5 separate regions of the Homo sapiens genome follow, and all the other regions are linked to region 1. Evidence: chromatin loops called from intact Hi-C (ENCODE). Cell type or tissue: heart right ventricle. All regions are shown on one strand.

Region 1 (4,000 bases):
CACATTATTAAAGAAAAGGTTATGCTGATGCCATTTTAAATGTTTCATTGCAAAAGAAAAACATCCAAAATCATATTTGTAAGGCCAGCATAATAATCATACCAAATCATAGAAGGTCTGCATAAAAACTGAAGAAATAAAACTTGGTACAGTCTCACATCCTATCAAAGAATTGAGCAGAGCATTATAAGAAAAATATGCTACAGTGAAGAAAAGTTTGTACCAAGATGCAAGAATAGATTCTCAATAGGAAATCTATTAAAAGAACTCACCATATTGAAAGTTCAAGAAAAAGTCATAAATATCTCAACAGACATCAAGATGGCATTTAATGAGTTGATGGCCATGCACAATTTAAAATCAAATTAATCATTTTACTATGCAGCCATAAAAAATGATGAGTTCATGTCCTTTGCAGGGACATGGATGAAATTGGAAATCATCATTCTCAGCAAACTCTCGCAAGAACAAAAAACCAAACACCGCATATTCTCACTCATAGGTGGGAATTGAACAATGAGATCACATGGACACAGGAAGGGGAACATCACACTCTGGGGACTGTGGTGGGGTGGGGGGAGGGGGGAGGGATAGCATTGGAGATATACCTAATGCTAGATGACGAGTTAGTGGGTGCAGCGCACCAGCATGGCACATGTATACCTATGTAACTAACCTGCACATTGTGCACATGTACCCTAAAACTTAAACTATAATAATAATAAAAAAAGAAAAAAAAACAATAACAATCACTTTAAGCATAAAAAAATAAAGTTTTGTTTAAAATTAAAAAATTAATCATTTTATTTCAATAGATAGGTGAACACTTGCTCAACATGTTAAAAATATTATACATATTAAACCAAAGCCAGCCTTATGCTTAATTGTGAAATACCAGAAATATTTACATTAAAGGTACAAACTAGGTGAGGATTTCATCTAATACTACCGGTAAATGGTGGGGCTCCAATGTGAACACAGATCTGTTCTGTCTATTGTGGATAATGATTTCCAAGAAGAATCAAATCAATACATCAATCAATTCATCAATGATACTATTTTGTGAAAAGATAAATTAAAAACCAGTATTATATGTCTTTGTAACAAAACCCCAAAACCATGAAAACTTAGATTTGCATATTTATCTCATATTGATGTGTTTTTATATACACAGAAAAAAGTCTGAAAAATCACACACAAAGTTTTTACCATGATGAGAGAGAGGGGGAGCATTGCAAGGGAATATTAATTACTTTTTATTGTTTATAAAGTGTTTATATATTCTTTGAGGTCCCCCCACTTCCTGTCCCCAAGGGATGTGTATTACTTTCATAATCAGGAAAAATGACAAATTTCCAATATAGACAAAAAATTAAATGAGTCACATAGAAATATTAAGGCAATTATTACTTATGAAAATATTCCTATGGCACAAGTAGAAGCATGATTCCCCCACCAGTAAAGCCAAGAAAAATAATCTAAGGAGATGTTTTAATACTATTTAAAAATTCAAATAGTGGATACTTCTTTTGCAGACTCCTTTGAATAAAACAATACTTTCATCGAAATCTGTGTTCTCTTACGTTGATACGTTGATGAGTGTTTGAGAGATTATTTAAACGTTCTTTTCCCGGGAGAAAACCAAAGGCAAACTGTTGCCGTCCCGGCCCCCAGTCATCCCCTTCTGACCCCCTCCAGCCCAACTTCTGGTCTTCCTAACTCTTCCAGGAACACAGAAGCTGCTAGCTGGCAGGCCGAGGTTGAATTTGGCTCACAGTTGTATTTTGTTTGTCCTGCTGTAAATTACTGGTGTTAGTTGCCAATATTGGAGATTTGGGAAACTCCACAAGAAAATATCCAGTCTTCTTAAAAATCTGGAGACTCTGGTAGGGCTGACCCATAGTCTTGCCTGGGAATGGTCAGAGCCCCGGGCAAGTGCTGCTGGCTGCTTTACAGGAGGCCTCCAGCTCCTGGTGTCCTTGGTCCCCTGAAGGACTGCACCCTAGGGGAATGGATTTGTGCCTTACAAATCGTTACAAACCTTACAAACCTTTCAAAGCCTGCATCTAGCCCTCATCTGAAGTCATTAACCATTGACAAAGATGGATTGTGTCATCCTATTCGTGGAAATTTTTCATTTTATGAGAAAGCAAACCTATAAAAACATTTCTGCTCACATTTCAGGTACTAACCTGTCAAGAGATATACTGTTTTACCTGAAACAACACAAATCCCATAGTGGATGTGATCTTTTAAACAGTCACCTTTAGAAAATTCTGAGAAAGTAAAGCTTGCTTTTAAATCAAGTTGGGTTATAAGGCTTTTTCAATTAGAAAAACAGTCTAAGTAGTTTTTGGAGCCTTCTAGTCAACTCAGAACACCGTGCAATGCTGTCACCTTGTGGCTAAGTCCATGAAATAGCCCCAGCACCATTTCATGAAATCATGTTGCCATCTTGTGGGCTATTCTAAGACAGCATGACGTGTACTAAAGAGCTCAAAGGCCCGGAACTTAACTTGACTATGGAAATAGCCACCAAACGGTTCACAAGTGACACTAACAGTGGCTAATTATCTGTGGATAGCTGCAACATTACCAGTTCAATGTCTATGACGCCATAGAATCTTGGTGCTACAAACAAATGCAGATTTGTACCCAAGAGAGTTGAGAACCAGTTATCTTCGAGAATAAGAGAACGCAATCATGCATCTGAAATGGTTTGGATTAATGATTCTCGACTGTTTTTTGCTGGCTGCTTCAGAATCAACGGAGGTGCTTGTCAGAAACCCATGTCTTGGATTCCAGCTCAGAAACTCTGATTAAGTGTGTCTTGGGCTGATCTCCAATATCTGTATTTTTAAGAACCCATTTGGTGACTTGGTGAGCACTCTGATTCATGAACCTGGGTAACATGCCAGCTAGTGGCACTAGATTACATTCATCTGTGTGTTCAAAATTTGCTGAGTGTTTAGGTGCAGTGTGCTGAGTTAGTTTTGATTTCAAATTAAAGAGCCCTCATTGCTTCAAGATGTGCACTCTTAAATGAGGAGATACAAGCATGCAATTAAAGTAAGAAAGGCAATTTAGATTATGCGAGAGCGTCCAAAGGGTAGCAGAAGAGGGATCCCCACAAGTTTTCTCCAGTGAGAACACAGTGGCTTTCAAGGAACGTACTGTTGACCCTTGACAACACGGGTTTGAATTACATGGATCCACTTATCGGTGGATTTTTTTTTCACCTCTGCCACTCCTGAGACAATAAAACCAACCCCTCCTCTTCTTCCTTCTCCTCAGCCTACTCAATATGAAAATGAAGAGGATAATTTTTATAATGATCTACATCCACTTCCACTTAATGAACAGCAAATATATTTTCTCTTCCTTATGATTGTCTTAATAACATTTTTTTCTCTAACATACTTCATTGTAAGAATACAGTATGTAACACATACACAAAATATTTGTTAATCAACTGTATGTTATTGGTAAGGCTTTTGGTCAACAGTAGACTATTAGTATTTACATTTTTGAGGAATCAAAAATTATATGCAGATTTTCAACTGCAAGGGGTTTGGTGCCTCTAAACCCCTGCATCGTTCAAGAGTCAACTGTGTATAAAGAAAGATCCAGGTACTTGCAAGGCAGACATGTGGGAGTGGAAGGCAAATATCATTCTAAGTAAAGAAAATAAATGCAACATGGTACCAAGGCATGCAGGAGCATGCCATTTCTGAGAATCTATAAGGACTACTATGTTTTTGGCAAACAATAATGGAAACGACCCAAAGGAGCAAGGAACCACATCCATAGGCTTGTAGACCTTGCCAAAAAGTGGACATTTCATCATGTAAAGGAGCCACAGGGCATTTGCACAGAGAGAGACAATATCCAACTTGTGTTTACAATAAGTAAACACAATAATGTTTGTGTTTGGACTATTGGACATCGCTTTATTTTGCTTTGCAGATATTGTGTGTATGTGTGTGTGTGTTTTACAAAT
Region 2 (4,000 bases), 1.1 Mb before region 1:
TCTTAAATCTTGATACCAAATAAGCCATGTGTCTACTGAGAGCTGAGCTGTCAACTGCTGTGACTCCGCTCCGTCAGCCCAGGGGACTTGGACGCAGGGGCCCTTGCCAGCCCTGGCCCGCGCTGGAGCGGGAGGCTGGGATTTTTAGTTCACGTAGTTCTTGAGAAAGACGAAGAAAAGCTGAGGGCTCTTGGTGCCCATCAAGAAACGACTCACAATCGTGTTGTAACTCATGACTCAGCTGGAACAATTTGGGGAAACTTTAAGAACAAGTACTGCAATAATCAGCTTATTATGACTTACAATAGCAACAAGGCTTCGAAACTGCCAGCTGCCAAAACGCCTGCCTTTTACTGGAAGCGGCCGGCCCAGGGCCCCTGCCTCCTCCCTCCTCCCTGGCAGGGCCTCGCACGCCTGGCATCACGGCAAGCCCTCCTCAGTCAGCGCCAACAGAAAGGTCACTTATTGAAACCCAAGTCCCTGCAGTTTGCCAGACCAGAGTCGGCTCCAGATTCCAACCTGTGGCTTTTAAAGGCGCAGGACCAGCTCTGATGTGAGGCGTTGCCTTAACTGAAGCCCCCTGCACCAGTCCTTTCTGTCATATCTCATGGGACCCATTTGGTCTCCCAGCCCACCTCAAATCTGTTCTGATCAGTGAGCGGGTGGGGAGGAGAAGGTGCAGCTGGATTCAGTGAAAGTTCCATCCTGCAGAAACCTGGGCACTAATTGAGGAGCTGTTCCCGCTGCTGCCGGTGGGCCCCTCCCCCAGGCTTGACGTCTTGGGGGTGTTCTGGTCAGTTCTGCTGGCGTGTGATGTGGTGGATGACAGTGTGCTCAGGCCACCTGGTTTTGCGCTGAGCCTCCTGCTGTCTGGCTTTGTGTGGGAACATGGACCAGTCCATGGCCTAAAGGCTTCTTACCTCGAAGATGGGCAGAACAATATCCACTTCCGGAACATCACACGTGAGCTTCCTCTTAATTTCTTTAGTGACCTAAGAAGGAATTGTTGCTAAAACACGGGCCCCGTTAACCACAGGCACTGTGGTGGCCCTCGGGGCGTTGGGGGGCTGTAAAGGGGCCTCCCGAGTCAGCGCATTGCCCCCATGTGGTCCCTCCCCATGTTCAGCTGGGTGATCACCTTGCATCTTCACCTGCAAAGGAAGGAGGCCGCTTCTTGGGTTCATGCGGTTTTTAAGTGAGAGTGTGCACAGTGGAAAAGGAAAAGGTTTGTAACCCTAAGGGCGACCTGGAAGAGACAGCATTCAAAGTCCTTGGCTGGGGAATGGGTGGAGAGGGTTGAGTCAGAGGGCAGCTGGATGGGTTGAGGCAGACTAAGGACAGAGCTTGCCCGGCCTGGAGGGCAGGCCCGGTGAGCACCGGGCCCAGCACCTCCCACTCCAGAGACTGCAAGACAAGCGAGCTGCCCTCTTGGAGCCCCATTGGCCAGGGCTTCTGGAAAGCCGCAGCTTGCTGTGCGGGGAGACTAAACCCCAGCAGGAAGGCCCAGCAGGGACTAGAACCCCCAGGAGCTCATAGTCTCATGGGGGAGACACTGCTGGAACCAGACAGTTATGGGAGAGGACGTTTTCCTTGAACCAGGTCTCCAGCCCCTCCTGTGGGCTGGTCCTGCTCCAGGAGCTGGACCCGCGCAGTGAACCAGGAGGATAAGGGCCCTGGCCCCTTGGAGTTGGTATTCTAGCTGGGGTAGGGGTTGGGGGCGGGCCCTAGAGAAGCAAACAGTAAGAGGACAAACGTCACATGAGTGCCAGGGAGAAAACAGCCAGAGGTAGAGGGACAGGGTCGTGAAAATCCTGGATCTGGGCAAACTTCAACCCCTACTCAGACGGCCAAGCCCTGGCGATGAGGATGGGCGGTCAGGAAGGCACGTGGGCCAGCGGGTGGGTGCCGGGCATGGCTGGACAGACTGGATTTGAACATTGGCTCTGTCTCTTACCAGCTGGTGTTGTGGAGCACATTCTCTATCTCCAAGCCTTAACTACAAATAGATACTGACAGCTTCTCACCAGGCTGGGCAGGGACAAGTGAGGTCCCTGAGGTGCATGTCAGGTGGGCTCGGCAGCTGTCATGATCAAAGGGTGGCACTGGGGCCTGTGCGGTGTTTGGGATCAGCTCCCACTCTCTGAAGCCTAGACTGAGGGCCCCTGAGCGAATGTGGTTCTAGAACCATCCTGCAGAGGGCAGCAGATTTCCACAAACAGCCTGCCCGGCACCCAACACCTAAACCCAACCCAGGGAAGGTTCCGGGCTCTTCCCTTGCCCGGGTGGGTCTCTCCCCCTTGGAGCCCACAACAAAGCCCCCCACACCCCAGGAGATGTGGAGCCACGTGGCTTCCGCAGGAAGGGAGACGGACGGGGAAGAGAGGGGCAGAGGCTGCAGGGAGAGGCAGCCTCACTGCCCTCCAAGAGCAGGGGACGCGAGGGGACAGGCTGCCCCGTCCCCAGCCTCCTTCATCCCTACTTCCAGCCCTTGTGCGGGGACGCACAGGGGGTCCTGCTCTGCAGTCCAGCCTCTCCTTCCTCCCACCTGGGAGGGGCAACTGTAGGGACCCTTCTGAGCCACAAGGCCCCCCTGGCATCACCGGCTGTTCTCGGTGACCTTCACCTTAATGTCCAAGCGCCCTGGTTTGGGTCTGGGGCCCTCTGTGACCTGCCCCTGCTGGCCACTCGAACCTTCTTGAGTCCCCTCACTGCAACCAGCCCCAGCTGCTCTCGGCCTCAGGTGGAGGAGGCCAGCTCCGCCTCTAGGGCATGGTCCCTTTCTTCCTCCTCCATCACCTCCATCTGCCCGCTGAGCACCTGGTGGTCTTCAAGAATCAATTCCGGCCATCTCTGGCTCTGCTGTTCCCATCTCCATGCCTGCTGGTGTCTTCCCCAGGCATCCCACAGATGCCGTCAGAGCCCCTGGCGCCCCCACCTGAACGAGGCTCCCTCGGAAAACCCAGGTTCTGTTCCTCTCTAGCTCCGCTTCCTGCCTCCACAGGTGCAGGTGAGAGGTGACAGCGTGCTGGCAGCCCTCAGAGCCCTCGCTTGCTCTCAGCACCTCCCCTGCCTGGGCTCTCACTTTGGCGGCATTTGAGGAGCCCTTCAGCACCCCCTGCACTGTGGGAGCCCCTTTCTGGGCTGGCCAAGGCTGGAGCCCACTCCCTCAGCTTGCAGGGAGGTGTGGAGGGAGAGGCGCAAGCGGGAACCTGGGCTGCGTGCGGCACTTGCAGGCCAGCTGGAGTTCCGGGTGGGCGTGGGCTTGGCGGGCCCCGCACTCGGAGCAGCCAGCCAGCTCTGCTGGCCCCGGGCAATGAGGGACTTAGCACCCAGGCCAGTGGCTGCGGAGGGTGTACTCGGTCCCCCAGCCGTGCCGGCCCACCGGCGCTGCGCTCGATTTCTCGCCGGGCCTTAGCTGCCTTCCCGTGGGGCAAGGCTCGGGACCTGCAGCCCACCATGCCTGAGCCTCCCACCCACTCCATGGGCTCCTGTGCGGCCCGAGCCTCCCCGACGAGCACCACCCTCTGCTCCACGACGCCCAGTCCCACTGACCACCCGAGGGCTGAGGAATGCGAGCGCACCGCGCGGGACTGGCAGGCAGCTCCACCTGCAGCCCCGGTGCGGGATCCACTAGGTGAAGCCAGCTGGGCTCCTGAGTCTGGTGGGGACGTGGAGAGTCTTTATACCTAGCTCAGGGATTGTAAAAACACCAATCAGCACCCTGTGTCTAGCTCAGGGTTTGTGAGTGCACCAATCGACACTCTGTATCTAGCTGCTCTGGTGGGGATGTGGAGAGTCTTTATGTCTAGCTCAGGGATTGTAAATACGCCAATCAGCACCCTGTGTTTAGCTCAAGGTTTGTGAGTGCACCAGTCGACACTCTGTATCTAACTAATCTGATGGGGACGTGGAGAACCTTTGTATCTAGCTCAGGGATTGTAAACGCACCAATCAGCGCCCTGACAAAACAGGCCACTCGGCTCTACCAATCAGCAGGATG
Region 3 (4,000 bases), 110 kb before region 1:
TGGTATTTGATATATAAAAATATATATGTATATATTTGTATATACAAACCTAGAACATATATAATGAGAATATATGACTACTATATATACTATAACATATACCTACTATATTCTATATACTATATATAGAATATTATATACTATATATACTACTATATTCTATATATAGAATATTATATGCTATATATACTACTATTTTCTATATATAGAATACTATATACTATATATACTAATATATAATATATTAGCATATATTATATTATTAACATACACTCTATATATGATATAATGTATATATTTATATAATATAATGTATTATATATTAAATATATATATGAGAATATATATTGTATATGTATACTATATATAGATCTATAATATATATCTAATATATTCTCATTATATATTATATATAATTATATATCCTATATAATATATAGAATATAGTTGTGTATGTATAGTATATAGTATTCTATATATAGAATATAGTAGTATATATAGTATATAATGTTCTCTATATAGAATATAGTAGTATATATAGTATATAATGTTCTCTATATAGAATATAGTAGTATATATAGTATATAATATTCTATATGTAGTATATAGAATATAATAGTTGTATGCTATAGTATATATAGTAGTTATATATTCTCATTATATATGTTCTAGATTTATATATATAAATATATGCATATGTAATTTTTATATGAAATATCATGTCACTAGAGCATAAGCTCTTCAGAAACAGTTCTTCAATACATCTCAGGTGCCTAGAATAGTGCCTGACATAAAGTACACACAAAATAAATACACTTATTGTTGAATGATTGTTGCATGTCCCAGGTGCTGCATATTTGAACAGAAAGCATAGACCATGCAGCATTCTCCATTCTCCTTCTGCTGCCCCCTCCCCTTCACACAATGCTGCATACAGACCCAGTTGTTCACAAACAAACTTCTTGCAGGCACCTTTAAACCCCAGGCGATTCAGCTTGTAAAAAATCATGTCTGCCTGGCTCCCTAGTAAAAAGACTTCAATCAGATTAGCTCTATGAGATGGGGGCATAGATTGATAGATGGATAGAGTTTGTATTCAAAAGCTATTCCCAAATAGCCTTTTGGTTGCCTTTCTAAAGTTCTTCAGACTGCTCCAAACATTGTTGTTGATAGCTATCAACAGCAAGGCTCCAGAAATGGACATAGAAGGTACATCGTGCCATCATAGAGGACAGATGATACTTTAAGGCTCATTCTGATCTGGAAGTGCTGTTTATTACACCTGCACGATGAGTTTGGGTACCAGATTTGGATCACCTTATTTGGAGTTAGTTTAAACAAGGGGATGTTGTTTCTATGTTTCTGCAGACTTTCATGTGTGTGAGAGGGAGACTAACTGTGGTTATCATTTGACCCAGACCGCTTCCTGAATCAGTCTTATAAGAAGTTTCCCCATTCTTTTTTTTTTTTCTTTTGAGACCAAGTTTCACTCCATTGTCCAGGCTGGAGTGTAGTAGCACGATCTCGGCTCACTGCAACCTCCACCTCCCGGGTTCAAACAGTTCTCCTTCCTCAGCCTCCTGAGTAGTTGGGATTACAGGTGCACACCATCACACCCAGCTAATTTTTGTACTTTTAGTAGAGATGGGGTTTCACCACGTTGGCCAGGCTGATCTCAAACGCCTGACCTGAAGTGATCCACCAGCCTTGGCCTCCCAAAGTGTTGATATTACAGGCGTGAGCCACTGCGCCCGGCCAAGAAGTTCCCTCATCTTTAACTCTTGTGTAATTGCTGTTTTCACTGAAACACAGTTTGCTCAGAGTGGAAGGCAGCTGGGCTGTTTGCTCCTCCTTGGTTCGCAACAAGACAGAACTTGGCCTGAGAGGAGGGCGGGGGATTTATTTGAATAGCATTCCTGAGGAAGACAGGGCCTGTGCGCTAGAACCTTGGATTTCTGGAGTCACCTTGGAGAGGCATTCAGGCTGATAGTAGCTAAATCCCCTGTAAGAAATGCCGTGACTCAACATTCTTATGCTCTGGGGCATAGTGCCTTCATCTTCAGAGTTCTGGACTCTAATCCTGAAGAGTGTGTGCTGGTCCAGAACCTCAGAGATACTCCCTACATGGTTTACATATGAGTAACAATGCTTTGTGTTTTCAGTTTATTCCCAAAAAGGTGAAGGTGAGTGAGTGCATGGGGTAGAAAGAGGGACACTCCCTCTTGTTATCTCCATCACATATCACATTTGCAAACTGATATATCACAAATACTGCACACATAAATTTCTTAGGGTATAAGCCTTTTTTTTTTTTTTTTTCAAATTTTTGAGGCAGAATCTCTCTTGTCGCCAAGGCTGGAGTGCAGTAGCGCAATCTCAGCTTACTGCAACCACCACCTCCTGGATTCAAGCAATTCTCCTGCCTCAGCCTCCCAAGTAGCTGGGATTACAGGCACCCACCACCACACCTGGCTAATTTTTTTGTATTTTTAGTAGACACAGGGTTTCACCATGTTGGCCAGGCTGGTTTCGAACTTCTGGGCTCAAGTGATCCACCTGCCTCAGCCTCCCAAAGTGCTAGGATTACAGGCATGAGCCAACATGCTCAGCCACATTCACTGACTTTTATTACATTGTTGTCATCAAGCACATAGAAAGTCTGACATTTGCTTTATTAAGTGGACTATCTGCTGTCCAATCTGAAGGTAAAATCAATTATGATTTTAGGTTCCATTCTTACAGTCCCACCACTAAGTTTCCCAACTACACCCTACCATTTTCTGCTGTTAAATTGTTGTCTGGATTCCACTCAATGATGTGCTGATAAATGTTTAATGACCAGCTCTCTGGGGAAAAATGCAGATAAAAGTATAAACACATTGAGAGGTGAAGCCAGCTGGACCTCCTGGGTGGAGTGGGGACTTGGAGAACTTTTCTGTCTTACAAGAGGTTTGTAAAATGCACCAATCAGTGCTCTGTAAAAACGCACCAATTGGCGCTCTGTAGCTAGCAAGAGGTTTGTAAAATGCACCAATCAGCGCTCTGTAAAATGGACCAATCAGCATTCTGTAAGATGGACCAATCAGCAGGATTCTAAAGGTAACCAATCACAGGGAGGATTGAGAAAAGGGCAGTCTGATAGGACAGAAACAGGACATGGACGGGGACAAGTAAGTTAATAAAAGCTGGCCACCCTAGCCAGCAGTGGCCCGCTGGGTCCCATTCCATGCTGTGGAAGCTTTGTTCTTTCACTCTTCACAATAAATCTTGCTGCTGCTCACCCTTTGGGTAGTGCCACCTTTAAGAGCTGTAACACTCACCGTGAAGGTCCGCAGCTTCATTCTTGAAGTCAGGGATACCACGAACCCACAGGAAGGAACCAACTCCGGACACCACATGTTTATTATAAATTTATCCATATAAAGGATATGTGGCAAACAGCTGATAAATAATAATAAAATATACAGTACTCTTTATTATAAATTCCATATCACTAGCTGTTTCTCACAGAATGCTATTGTTGATTTTGTCTGACTTCCTGTATCTATAGCCAACCTAAAACTGCAATTGATTAACCAAGTGAAGTTTCAACATGAATATTGATGTGTTCTTTTACTTGAGTTAATCAAAGGGAAGCGAATTAATCAAGATGTATGTCAAAATTCTTACTCATTTTTTTTTGAGTCAGATAATAGTTTTCCGATACTACAAAATATAATCTCGTTAATTTCCTATGCAATTCACCATGTAACGGCTACAGACTTGACATATTTTAAGTTTATTTTACATTATAAATAGTTGCTCCATAGTCATTTTCTTAAGTCGAGACAAGCAGCAAAATAATAGACCAAGGTTGTGTTTGTAGCTTTTTTCAATTTTCATCGTGTAAGTATTCTCACCATGGTGGATTTTAGGCTGCCAGTCTGATGTCACTGAAAGTAGACTTGGGAAGAGAGACAGAGTATCTCATATTACATAGTATTTCCACTATGTAGGTAAA
Region 4 (4,000 bases), 120 kb before region 1:
ATTGGCAGGCAGAGGCTGCAAATCTAATTCTATCTGCTTAGACTTAAGGGTTCCGGGCACTAAGCAACCCTGCTTTTCACTCACATTACATCTTTTGGCTGCTACAGGCCATTGTTTACTCCTGGAGACTTCTCATTTGGCTCTGCAAATTCCATTTTATTTTTTTTTTTAATGAGAAATCATTTATTTTTTGACTACCTTTCCAAGTACCTGGATAATCCCTAAAAGTAGTACTCATAAACCCATGGAGAAGTTGTAAGACCTGATGTTTTTCTTGTAGTAGATGGAGTATTTGCTATGAACAGCAACATGATGGCTTATTTCCAAGGACTTTCCTCTCTTGCTCTCCTCCTTTCCCCGTCTCCTCATACACACACAGACACACACACACACACACACACACACACACACCACACACATTCATGCTCTCGATCTCACATGCACATATGGCTCACTTGCCCTAAATACAGTGAAAGAGATTTTACATTATTTAATTCATTTTGAGAGAGAGACTGACTTGATTCCTGCTGGTGATTAGCATGACTACAAATGCATGTGAAGCAGGACGGATGGCTAATTCTCCTGCCCTACAATTCAACTTAAACCATAATTCCTAAGATAGATTTCTTCTCTCAATATTAATGGGAACCAGATGCCTCTTGTTAATAATAATGTATGCTCAGGAAAAGAGAGACAGAGAGATTTTTTTTGTTTTGTTTTTCAAAAAATATTAGTGCTGTCTAGCAAGGAAGAATGTATAATTTATACTTAAAAATATATATTTGTGTTGAAATATAGATTTGTATTGAAAAATGTATATTTGTATGGAAATATAGATTTGTATTGATAATCTACCATCATTCAGGTAAGACCTACCTACATTATTTACCTCCCTGCAAGTAGGTAACATAGAATGTGAAAGAGACTTTTCTTTTGAGTTTATGCACTTTGTTCTTTATTTAGTGATATGATTCTCTCTCTCATACAATAAGAGATCAATACGAATGTTAACATGAGTTACTATTTTCCCACTTTATATGACATTTTAAATTTTAATTCCATTTGAGTTGTGATACTAACAGATGAGAAGGTACATGTGTTATTACCATGCAAATTATTTAATTTTTAATTAGGTCAATTCATAGGCAAAACAATACAAAATAAGGCTTATTCTGAAATAGTTACCTCATTTAGAAATTTGAGCGTAGACTGGCCATTTGAACAAGCTTCCTTTATTTCCATTGCCATATGCGGTTGTTCAGTTCTTTTCAAAATAAACTAAGTACTGCCTGCTGTGCACATGTGTTTGTCAGAACCATCCATTCTTGAGTAAGATTTAGGGGTAAAGCACACCAACCAGCAGCCTAATTATTCCAGAGTTTCAAGGTATCCATTCACATGCTCCAATCTGTCCACACTAGAATGAGGGAAATCCCACTGTGTGTCCTTAGGCAAGTCCCTAGACATTGCTGTGTCTTGGTCTCCTCACCTGTAAATGCTGGAAGACAATAATAGCTATCTCACATGATTCTCATGCAGTTTAGGTGAGAAAATACGTATCATTGTCTTCAGCAGCCCTTGGCATAAAATAGGAGATTGATGCGCTTTGGCTGTAATAATTATGATATTATTAATCAAGCAAAATATAACACAACAATAATTTATTGTCCCTTTCACCTTAAAGGGACAAATTATTCCCTTTTCAGATATTCTATAGCACAAATTTTCTGTGCAATCATAGAAGTGTTCAATTTGCTATCGCTTTGCTATATATCATGGTCTTACATGATCACTGTCTCACATAATCATTTAATATATAATATTGTTATATATCATAATTATAATTTTTGTTTTGCTTGTAGCTGAATTTGTTCTCTGCATCACATCTGATAGTCATAAAATTCCAACAAATGGGATGAAACAGAAATGTGCAGCTAGATGTCATATTTTGGGCATCACTAGAGGGAGCCAGAGGTAACAGAGCAATCACGTTTCCCAAAGTAAACTTCATTATGCATTAACAATATTTGCCAAATGTTGATAGCATATCTACAGTAAATACATTATGTAAACTTGTCCCTTGGTTCTAAAGATGTGTACAATATAATCACAGGTCTCAAGGAATTTATAATCTAATCAAAGAAACAAATAATATACATTAAAAACCCATTAAATGATCATGTAAGACGATATATAGCAAAGCAATCACAAATTGAATGCTTCTACGATCTCTCAGACGATTTGTGCTATAGAATGCCTAAAAAGGAAATTATTTGTCCCTTTAAGGTGAAATAACCTGGGAATGTTTCATGCATAAATACGGGCATTGAATAGGGTTTAGAGTACCAGAATCAGCATCCGGACTAGTGGAACCTTTAAAGGATGCAAGGAGTGATGCTGTGAATGTGCCCATCTCCCTCTCATGGAGGGCTCCTGTTTACTACTCTACTCCTTTATCCCTAGGGCATGGATCTGACTCAGCTACTCCCCATGTTAAATGTGGTAAATGGTTCCAACTGCTTCCTGGATTAAACTAAATGTTATAGCCTGGCATCACATGCCTACATTATTTTATTTAGAAGTAAGAATGTAAAGGTATACTTTTCAAGTCAAGGTATAGCTTGACTATAAAAGGGGCTAGCAGGTCATGCGTGGGCTAAATGTTAGGGACAGCGGGGACCCACGGAAGGTTTTTGAGCAGTTGAATATCTTGACTTAGTATCAGTATTAAAATAATTGTATAGGCACAAAATCGATGAATTTATTACCCAAAATTCTTATTCAATTCACTACCTTAAATCCAACTCCACTCATTGGTAGAAATTGAGTTACCAGTAAAATGCTAGTTTTTATGCTTCTTCAAAATTAGTGTAAAAATATGAAAACCAAAAACAATGTCATAAATCTTTCAGGTGTCTTGTCTTCCTTATCCTTTTGGGGTCTGGGGATTGGGGCAGCAACCTTATCAATAGTGGAAGTTACTTTTCCTCACAGACCCATTCAACTTGGAGCATGCCAGTTGTGAAGGTGTTATAGGTTTCCAAGAAATAGGAGCTTGAGAAATAAAGAAAGGAGTATCAATGAAATTTAAAGGGATTTTTTTTCTCTCTCTTAGAAAAACCAAGAATTCACATAAGGTGAGGAACGCTAGTTACTGGAAGGGGAGGAGTGTAATTTCCAAACAGCCTCATCACTGTACAGGATGATCAAGCAAAGCCTTATGACGGTACTGGCCCTTAAAAAACAGCCACTTGGAATAAAAAGTAGCCCTCATAGAGTTAACTTATCTGTGAAAAACCCATTGTCACTTCCTAGATTCTGAGATTTCTAAAAGTATAAAATGTATCATGTAACTTGGAGTATCTAACATGACTTGAGTTTCCACTGAGCATGAAAGTCATTTTTACATCTTTTCAAGTATTAAAGCATGTTTTTAACACTCACTAGCCTACCGAATTCCCCTTCTAGCCTTTCCTATCTTCATGGCACCCAACAGCTATTTTAGAGCAACTGTTCTACTCGAGGCACCCGGTAACTGCAGGAGATTTATGGAGAAACAAGTCATAGCCCTTGCTCACAAGCGGCTGAACTGACTAACCACAGGGATGATACAAGGAAACAAATGCCTATCATGTCCAAAGACTAAATAATATGTAGTGGAAATGCACTGGAGGAAGGCTTCTTGTCTCTTTTGAATTAAAACTCTGAAGAAATATTAAAGGTGGAGTAGATAGTAAAGACATGGGACTAGTAGATGAGCAGAAGCATCCTGGAGAAGGAATAATCAGGGCGAATTTTAAAATGAAAACTGCGTGGAACATGTTCAGAGCACAGCAATACTCCAGTTCAGCTAGATGGGAGAATGCGTGAAGGGGAGAACTGAGAGGGACATCATGCGACAGCTAAATGGGATGAAAGCATTCAGGCCTGGGATACCCAGATACGATATTTGGGTTTATTTCAGAAAGCAGTCAGGAGTCGTTTAGAGCATTTGATGTGG
Region 5 (4,000 bases), 1.3 Mb before region 1:
AAAAAAAAAAAAAAAAAAAAAAACAGGCGGCCTCTGGCGGGCCTCCAGCCAGTTAGACCATTTGACTAGGACGTGTGCAGCTCAGCCAGCCACAGAACTGGAATTTTTCAGGAGCAGGGGGAGCATGGAGTTTGGACTTTGCTGAGCAACTGAAGTGGAGCGCAGAGCTTGCTCGCTTAGGAGAGGGCAGCATGGATGGCAAACAAGGGGGCATGGATGGGAGCAAGCCCACGGGGCCAAGAGACTCTCCTGACACCAGGCTTCTTTCAAACCCATTGATGGGTGATTCTGTGTCTGATTGGTCTCCTATGCCTGAAGCTGCAATCTACGGACATCAGCTGTCTCTGAGGAACCTCATCAGCCACGGGTGGCTTGTGAACATCATCATGGCAGATCATGTTTCCCCACTCCATGAAGCCTGTCTCAGAGGTCATCCCTCTCGTGTAAAGATTTTATTAAAGCATGGAGCTCAGGTGAATGGCGTGACAACAGACTGGCACACTCCACTGTTTAATGTTTGTATCAGCAGCAGCTGGGATTATGCTTCTGCAGCATGGAGCCAGCGTTCAACCTGAGAGTGATCTGGCATCCCCCGTCCATGAAGCTGCTAGGAGAGGCCACGTGGAGTGTGTCGACTCTCTTACAGCTTATAGGGGCAAAAATGACCATAACATCAGCCACGTGGGCACTTCACTGTATTTGGCTTGTGAAAACCAGCAGATAGCCTGTGTCAAGAAGCTTCTGGAGTCAGGAGCAGACCTGAACCCAGGGAGAGGTTCCCCACTTCATGCAGTGGCCTTCATGAAGGCCCTCATGAAGGATTCCCCACTTCATGCAGTGGCCAGGACAGCCAGTGAAGAGCTGGCCTGCCTGCTCATGGATTTTGGAGCAGACACCCAGGCCAAGAATGCTGAAGGCAAATGTCATGTGGAGCTGGTGCCTCCAGAGAGCCCTTTGATCCAGCTCTTCTTGGAGAGAGAAGGGCCCCCTTCTTTTGATGCAGTTATGCCTAGAAATCAGAAGGGCTTTGGAATCCAGCAGCATCATAAGATAACCAAAGTCGTCCTCCCAGAGGATCTGAAATGGTTTCTCCTACATCTTTGTATGTATCAATGGAATGGATTCACAAACAATGTGAAAACATTATTGAGTGTTGTAGCCACTAGAATTTTAAAATCAAGTTAGGTTTATAGAGTTTGACTAGTTTTTTCGATTAGATTTGTATTAGTTATAAATTTGTTCATAGAGTTTGACTAATTTTTTCGATTAGATTTGTATTTGTTAAACTCTGAAGCCAGAGTTTAAACACACTGCATACGTTTGTATGATTAGTTAGAAGGCATGAAGACTTTTTTCCCTGCTTGGAGACTGTCTAAAATAACAGCTATTGTTTTGCATATCCACTGCAGGCCAAGCACTTTCAGCATCATCTAATTCAGCCCTCACAGCAACTGGGTCAATCTGTCCAATTTCCCAGGGCAAGGATAGAGGAGTCAGATTCAAATACAGGTTTTCTGACGTTAACTTATGTGATGATTTGATCAAAGCAGGATTTTCCAGCATCACTATCCTTGTTCCATCTCTGCTATATGGGAATGAAAATAAAGAAATGTATTTCAAAAAAATAAAAAGAAAAGAAAAACAGAGACGGTCTCCTGGAGTTGAATTCAGGTCTCCTCCTTAGATGGTGACCATGGGAAAGCAGCTTACACTCCCTTTGCTGGCGTAACCAGCAGGTACTGCTGTAAACTTCCTGGTACAATACCTGAAACAAGGCAAACACTCAACAGATATCTTGCATATATTGATTCCCTTCTCTGCCAGTACAGTAACATCATTGAGAATGGACCCAGCAGTATAATAACATCAGTCACCACTAGATGGCAGTAATGGCACTAAGTAATTAGTTATTAAGATGTCCTTTTTAACAAAATGAAGTAGCTAAACAACTACAAAAAAAAGACTGGTCCCTCTTAGACCTAAGTATTATTTCTATTACCTAGCTTTTACTCATTATTTCATTCAGCAAATATGTATTCAATGCCTACTATGTGTCAGGCACCACAGCAGGCAGTTAGGATACTAGGCTCAGCCAAGGAAGACACAGTACCTGCGCACACAGACCTTAAGGGGTAGGTAGGAAAACGGACAAAGAATCACACCAGTAAGATACCACAGCATAGTAAGTGCTGTGAGAGTACATAAGGAAGAAGCAGCCTGATGCGGGGAAAGGAAGGTGTCCCTGAGAAGCAGATGAGAAAAAGATGAAGGAGCCAAGATCCAAGGCAGATAGACGAGAGGTGAGGGGTGGAAACGGGGTCCCCAAGAAGAGCTTGCCAAAGGCTCAGGAGCAGGCTGGGGCCTGCTGCTGGAGGGACATGCAGAGGCCAGGGCTTGCATGCCTCAGGAGCCTTATTCAAGTTGGGAAGTTTTGTCTTTTTTTTTTTTTTTTCTTAAAAAAAAAAAGGCCTGGCGCGGTGGCTTACGCCTGTAATCCCAGCACTTTGGAAGGCTGAGTCAGGTGGATCACGACGTCAGGGGTTCAAGACCAGCCTGGCCAAGACGGTGAAACCCTGTCTCTACTAAAAATACAAAAAAATTAGCTGGGCGTGGTGGCAGGCACCTGTAATCCCAGCTACTCCGGAAGCTGTGGCAGAGAATTGCTTGAACCCAGGAGTCGGAGGTTGCAGTGAGCCGAGATCGTGCCACTGCACTCCAGTCTGTGCGACAGAGTGAGACTCCGTCTCAAAAAAAAAAAAAAGAGAGAGAGAGAGGCAGGCCAGGTGCGGTGGCTCACACCTGTAACCCCAACACTTTGGGAGGCCGAGGCAGGCAGATCACTGGAGGTCAGGAGCTTGAGACAACATGGTGAAACCCCATCTCTACTAAAAATACAAAAATTAGGCCGAGTGTGGTGGCTCACACCTGTAATCCCAGCACTTTGGGAGACTGAGGCGGGTGGATCACTTGAGGTCAGGAGTTCAAGACCAGCCCAGCCAACATGGCAAAACCCTGTCTCTACTAAAAATACAAAATTAGCCAGGCTGGTGGAGCGTGCCTGTAATCCCAGCTACTCGGAAGGCTGAGGCAGGAGAATCACTTGAACCCAGGAGGCGGAGGTTGCAATGAGCCAAGATTGTACCACTGGACTCCAGCCTGGACAAAAAGACCAAAACTTGGTCTCAAAATAAATAAATAAATAGATAAATTAATAAAAATACAAAAATTAGCTGGGCATGGTGGTGCATGCCTGTAGTCCAAGCTACTTGGGAGGCTGAGGCACAAGAATCACTTGAGCCTAGGAGGCGGCGGTTGCAGTGAGCCGAGATCGTGCCATTGCACTCCAGCCTGGGAGACAGAGCAAGACCCTGTCTCAAAAAAAAAAAAAAAAAAAAGAATGTTAAAGAAAAATTATTATTTATGACATTTGTTAAAAGGTGCTAAGGCAGACTTTATCCAAAAGGGGCCACAGTGATAGGTGTAGGGACCACTGCCACAGGGTCTTGCAGTGGGGACGAGAGATTGGACTCAACCCTGACTTCAACAAAGACAAGGGGAGATTTATACCCAAGGAGCACGATCTCAGCTCACCACAACCTCTGCCTGCCAGGTTCAAGCAATTCTCCTGCCTCAGTCTCCCACACACCCAGGTAATTTTGTATTTTTAGTATAGATGAGGTTTCAACATGTTGGTCAGGCTGGTCTCGAACTCCTGACCTCAAGTGATCCACCCACCTCAGCCTCCCAAAGTGCTGGGATTACAGGCATGAGAAGCCACGCCTGGCCTCAGATGAGACTCTTGTAATGCTTTTGTTTTTGTTTTCGTTTTTGTTTTTGAGATGGAGTCTTGCTCTGTCGCCGAGGCTGGAGTGCAGTGGCACGATCTTGGCTCACTGCAACCTCTGCCATCCCAGTTCCAGCGATTCTCCTGCATCACCCTCCCGAGTAGCTGGGATTATAGGTGTGTCTCACCACGCCCAGCTAATTTTTGTATTTTTAG

The links. A loop is a pair of places that touch in the nucleus more often than their neighbours do. Peaks named below come from ENCODE experiments on the same cell type or tissue, not always from the same donor. Only the 100,000 strongest peaks of a DNase experiment are listed, where the experiment ranks them.
Region 2: it touches region 1 in a loop (10-fold over the local background); 96 of 110 quality-filtered maps call a loop at or near these places.
Region 3: it touches region 1 in a loop (3-fold over the local background); 47 of 110 quality-filtered maps call a loop at or near these places.
Region 4: it touches region 1 in a loop (3-fold over the local background); 49 of 110 quality-filtered maps call a loop at or near these places.
Region 5: a loop joins it to region 1, with 8 times the contacts of the local background. A loop is called at or near these places in 16 of 110 quality-filtered maps.

The regions. Positions count from the first base shown.
Region 1 is chr15:94,117,665-94,121,664 of GRCh38, forward strand. No RefSeq gene overlaps it. Among named protein-coding and RNA genes, the nearest start is that of LINC01581, 12 kb to the left of the region's middle. In heart right ventricle, a CTCF peak has its summit at 2,422 (motif pointing left); DNase peaks (open chromatin) are centred at 1,747 and 2,417; H3K27ac peaks cover 2,012 bases.
Region 2 is chr15:93,028,638-93,032,637 of GRCh38, forward strand. No RefSeq gene overlaps it. Among named protein-coding and RNA genes, the nearest start is that of RGMA, 59 kb to the right of the region's middle. RefSeq lists enhancers at 1-315, 3,354-3,858. In heart right ventricle, a CTCF peak has its summit at 2,186 (motif pointing right); DNase peaks (open chromatin) are centred at 414, 764, 1,054 and 2,194; H3K27ac peaks cover 2,668 bases.
Region 3 is chr15:94,003,049-94,007,048 of GRCh38, forward strand. All of the region lies in intron 2 of LINC01581 (long intergenic non-protein coding RNA 1581), which reads right to left. Among named protein-coding and RNA genes, the nearest start is that of LINC01581, 100 kb to the right of the region's middle. In heart right ventricle, no CTCF peak of the experiment used is centred here; a DNase peak (open chromatin) is centred at 1,803; H3K27ac peaks cover 1,334 bases.
Region 4 is chr15:93,995,290-93,999,289 of GRCh38, forward strand. All of the region lies in intron 3 of LINC01581 (long intergenic non-protein coding RNA 1581), which reads right to left. Among named protein-coding and RNA genes, the nearest start is that of LINC01580, 97 kb to the left of the region's middle. In heart right ventricle, CTCF peaks have their summits at 1,950 (motif pointing right) and 2,152; no DNase peak of the experiment used is centred here.
Region 5 is chr15:92,795,456-92,799,455 of GRCh38, forward strand. It overlaps the pseudogene ASB9P1. Among named protein-coding and RNA genes, the nearest start is that of CHASERR, 85 kb to the right of the region's middle. RefSeq lists an enhancer at 2,326-2,495. In heart right ventricle, a CTCF peak has its summit at 1,873 (motif pointing right); no DNase peak of the experiment used is centred here.